Regions from separate parts of the Homo sapiens genome. Here region 1 is linked to region 2. Evidence: chromatin loops called from intact Hi-C (ENCODE). Cell type or tissue: B cell. All regions are shown on one strand.

Region 1 (2,500 bases), 110 kb after region 2:
GAAGAGCAAGCTAGCCAAATGCTGCATGAAGCCTCTTTTATAAGGGCCTTAATCCCATTAATGAGAGAGGAGCCATCAAGGCCTAATCACCTCTTAAAGTCCCCACCTCTTAATACTATCACATTGACAATGCTAGAATTTTAGAGGGGACACATTCAAACCACAGCAGTCCCACAACTAGTTAATGTGGTACCAGGACTTAAAACCACATCTTTTGGGGCCAGGTGCAGTGGTTCACACCTGTAATCCCAGCACTTTGGGAGGCCTAGGCGGGCAGATCAGGAGGCAGGAGATTGAGACCATCCTGGCTAACATGGTGAAACCTCGTCTCTACTAAAAAATACAAAAAATTAGCCAGGCGTGGTGGTGGGCACCTGCAGTCCCAGCTACTCGGGAGGCTGAGGAAGGAGAATAGCGTGAACCCGGGAGGCGGAGCTTGCAGCGAGTCGGGATTGCGCCACTGCACTCCAGCCTAAGCAACAGAGCGAGACACCACCTCAAAAAAAACCAAAACAAACAAACAAAAAACCCCACATATTTTGACCCAGTGTCTTAACCACTGTTATAATATCTTCCTTACAAAAAAAAAATTCCTTAACCTGAACTAGGTGAAATGGGTTTATGCTCCTTTTGACTGAAGGAGTCAGAGTAAACAGTGCCTTGAAGCTCAAATATGGCTACCCTACTATATACTGCCCCTCCCCATCCAACGAGCTCTCTCACATGCTGTCATTCTCAAGAAAATTGCATAGAATAAAATAAATTACTGTATTGTGGGCCTTTTGAAATGCACATAAAAATGATATAATCATAAATCCATATCCTTTATGTTTTCTGTTTTTGAATACCTTAATATGGAAGAATGATCTAAATACAATTGTGAAAAGTCAATTTCTTCTACCTTTAGAAAAATTAGAAGAGCAAGCTCTAGAGGTGCCCTCTTATGCAACAATATTTTACAACCTGCTACTTTGTGGCTTAAAGCAATTCAGGGTAGAATTTGGCTTAGAACTATATGCACAGATAAACACGTGACAAAGCATTTCAAAGACAAAGAAAACCCAACATCTTTTGCTGTTCTTTCTGACAGAGTCTGTTACCCTTAGGCTTTAGAACTGGTCATCCCAGAGATATCATAATTTTTATTAGTCATTTAGACAGGCCGAGGCAGTAGTGCAAGAAGACATAAAAAGTTTACCATAAAGCACTAAATGAATTATTTAGATATGGGAAGATGTACTTTAAATATAATGGTCAAACTTATTTTTCATTTTTGCTTGACTGCAGCATCATGAGAGAAGGTCAAACTTATTTTTAATAAATTTCCAGTTTTTTTGTTCATTTTCTAGGTGGGTGATTTTTTTCAACTGTGATTTGTTTTTCTAGACATTTGGAAGAGGTCAGGTAGTGTTCACATGAATGCTTTTCATGAAGCTCAGTAGCTAATGCAGTTTCTACAGAAGGTAAGCAACTCCTTACTCTGATGCTTACCTTTTGCACAACGTGCATCAGCTTTTATTGTTAAGACAATGACTAACTTAAAGTAAGCTAGAATATTTTAGAATCTGCTTTAATCAAGGTATTTAAAAATAAGGGTGGCATTGACAGTTTTATGTGTTTAGATCACATTGTGTTACAAAAACATTTAAGTGTAATAAAGACGCAAACTGGATTTTTCTACAAAGACATGTTTTATTTTTGTTTTTTGAAACAGGGCTTTGTTTTGTCACACAGACTGGAATGCAGTGGTGTGATCACGGCTCACTGCAGCCTTGACCTCCTGAGCTCAAGCGATCCTCCCACTTTGGCCTCCTGAGTAGCTGGAACTATAGGTGTGCACCACCATGCCCGGCTAATTTATTAATTTTTTGTAGACATGGGAGTCTCACTATGTTGCCCAGGCTCATTTTGAACTCCTAGGCTCAAGTAATCTTCCTGCCTTGGCCTCCCAAAGTGCTGAGATTACAGGTATGAGCCACTGCGCCTGGCTTAAATTATTTTATAATTGTTTTACTACTTCTTTTAAGTTGATTTTTCAGAAAAAAAAATCATGCATTTATTCTGCTAGTATAAGTACAGATCACTGTATCTTTACATTGGTTTTGGTTCTAATTATGTTCTAGTGGTAGCCTAATTTAGAGTGAGAAAAGGTCTGAAAAACCCTTAGCCATTAAATTCATATATTTAACAAGTCACAATCTTGATATCTTGATCTACTTGGAAATACCATTAAAAGTGCTTGGCTATTAATACTAGGGAAAGTTTTAATAAAAGCTAATTAAGCTACAAAACTCCCAAGTGGTTAACTGATTTTAGGGGCTAAACTTCTGGTACTTCTAATTATCCTCTGATGGCTTTACTTAGTGTTTCACAACCCTGACAGATGACAATGAAAAACTGCAGTGAAATTCATCCACCCTGACACTGTGCTAAGAACCGGCTTCTTCCCCTCCAAGTAAAATCAATACTCTGTTTGAGTAAACACGTTTACAGCTTTATT
Region 2 (2,500 bases):
GTCACCTCTAAAGGGACAGATCAGACTTCCCCTTCCCTCTCGACATAATCCAGATTGATCGTATTAACAAATTTAAAGGAGGAATGAATATGAGAAAATGTTATGACCTTGGTGTAGAGGAACATTTCTTAAACAAAACACAAAAATCACAAGCCTTGAAAGAAAAAGATTCAAATATTCAACTGCATAAAAAAATGAAAGGGTTCTGTGCAACAAAAGATGTCAGTTTTAAAAAATGAAGACGGCCGGGCGCAGTGGCTCAAGCTTGCAATCCCAGCGCTTTGGGAGGCCAAGACGGGTGGATCACTTGAGGCCAGGAGTTCAAGACCAGCCTGGCCAACATGGTGAAACCCTATCTCTGCTAAAAATACAAAAATTAGCCAGGCGTGGTGATGCATGTCTGTAATCCCAGCTACTCAGGAGGCTGAGACAGAATTGCTTGAACCCGGGAGGCACAGGTTGCAGTAAGCCGAGATGGTGCCATTGCACTCAAGCCTGGGCGACAGGGCGAGACTCCATCTCAAAAAAAAAAAAAAAAAAAAAAAAAAAAAAAGAAAAGAAAAAAGACAAGACAGAGAAGGGGAGAAGATGTTTGTGTTACATATAATCAGCAATGGATTGTGTATAATTAACAAAATATCAGTATCTAGAATATATACAGAATATCTAAAAATCAACTTTTAGGCTGGGTGAGGTGGCTCATGCCTGTAATCCCAGCACTTTGGGAGGCTGAGGATCACTTGAGGCCAGGAGTTCAAGACTAGCCTGGCCAACTTGGTGAAATCCGTCTCTACTAAAAATACAAAAATTAGTCAGGCGTGATGGTGCACACTTGTAATCCCAGCTACTCAAGAGGTTGAGGTGGGAGGATCGTTTCTTGAACCAGGGAAGGGGAGGTTGCAGTGAGCTGAGATCGTGCCACTGCACTCCAGCCTGGGCAACAGAGCGCCCATCTCAAAACAAAAAAAAAAAAATTTTTTTTAAGTGAGAAATAGTTCAAGACCAGCTTGGACAACATGGCAAAACCCTGTCTCTACTAAAAATACAAAAAATTATCCAGGCTTAGTCAGGCGTGGTAGCGCAGGCTTGTAATCCCAACTAAGGAGGATGAGACATTAGAACTGCTTGAACCTGGGAGGCGGAGGTTGCAGTGATCAGAGATCACACTACTGCACTCTAGCCTGCGAGACAGAAGGGGACTCTGTCTCAAAAAAAAGGGGGGTGGTGGAGAAATAGCTCCATAGAATAAGGATAAAGAACATCAAGAGGCAATCAGAGAAGAAAAGACCAAACCACAAATAAACATGAAAAAGGTGCTGAACTTCACCAGGGATGGGGAAATGCAAATTAAAACCACAAAGAGCTATTTCAAGGGCGGGTGAGGGGCAGACATGTGGTGGTGGCTCAAGCCTGTAATCCCAGCACTTTGTTTTTATTTTTGTTTGTTTCTTATTGAGAAGGAGCCTCTCTTTATCGCCTAAGCTGAAGTGCAGCGGCGCGATCTCCACTCACTGCAACCTCCACCTCCTGGCTCAAGCGATTCTCCTGCCTCAGCCTACCGAGCAGTTGGGATTACAGGTGCCTGCCACAACACCCGGCTAATTTTTTTTTTGTATTTTTAGTAGAGATGGGGTTTCACCATGTTGGTTAGGCTGGTCTCAAACTCCTGACCTCAAGTGATCTGCCCACCTTGGCCTCCCAAAGTGCTGGGATTCGAATCACTTGAGGTCATGAGTTCGATACCAGCCTGGCCAACGTGGCGAAACCCCGTCTCTACTAAAAATACAAAAATTAGCCGGGCATGATGGTGTGAGCCTGTAATTCCAGCTACTTGGGAGGCTGAGACAGGAGAATTGCTTGAACCTGGGAGGTAGGAGGTTGCAGTGAGCCGAGATCACGCCAGTGCACTCCAGCCTGGGCGACAGAGCGAGACCTTGTCTCAAAAAAAAAAAAAGGGCTGGTGAGACTGGGCGGCAAATGAAACTTCTATAAATGCTGGTGCCAGTGTAAAGTGGGACATCCTCTTTCTAGAGCAGTTTGGCAATTATTAGTTATTACTGATAATATTACTAATAATTAGTAATAATAGTTATTACAAATAATATTAAAAAGGCAAATGCCCTCCGATCCAAAGATTTCCTTCTTAGGAAAATTCTCCCGCAAGTGCCCTAAAGGACAAATACAAAAGTGTCCACTGCAGCATTATATATAATGAATATGAAAATAACTTAATTGACCACTAATAGGAGAATGAATCAATACTTTAATGTATGATCCTACAATAGACCACTATGCAAAAGTTAAAATTAATGAACCAGAGCTATATGTATCAGCATTTCAAAAATGTAAGTCAGGTCATATCTCTACTCTGCTCAAAACTCTTCATTTCATTTCAGTGAAAGCAAAATCCTCACAATGGCCTCAATGGCCTACAACCCTCTCTGTGGCCAACATCCCCCAATCCACCCTCACCTACCCAATTATTTTTCTGACATTACCT

Evidence for each region. A loop is a pair of places that touch in the nucleus more often than their neighbours do. Peaks named below come from ENCODE experiments on the same cell type or tissue, not always from the same donor. Only the 100,000 strongest peaks of a DNase experiment are listed, where the experiment ranks them.
Region 1: a loop joins it to region 2, with 2.1 times the contacts of the local background. A loop is called at or near these places in 1 of 110 quality-filtered maps.

The regions. Positions count from the first base shown.
Region 1 is chr10:74,683,979-74,686,478 of GRCh38, reverse strand. All of the region lies in intron 10 of ADK (adenosine kinase), which reads right to left. Among named protein-coding and RNA genes, the nearest start is that of KAT6B, 140 kb to the left of the region's middle. In B cell, no CTCF peak of the experiment used is centred here; no DNase peak of the experiment used is centred here.
Region 2 is chr10:74,794,897-74,797,396 of GRCh38, reverse strand. No RefSeq gene overlaps it. Among named protein-coding and RNA genes, the nearest start is that of KAT6B, 30 kb to the left of the region's middle. RefSeq lists enhancers at 1,084-1,203, 1,034-1,620. In B cell, no CTCF peak of the experiment used is centred here; a DNase peak (open chromatin) is centred at 1,356; H3K4me3 peaks cover 1,091 bases; H3K27me3 peaks cover 295 bases.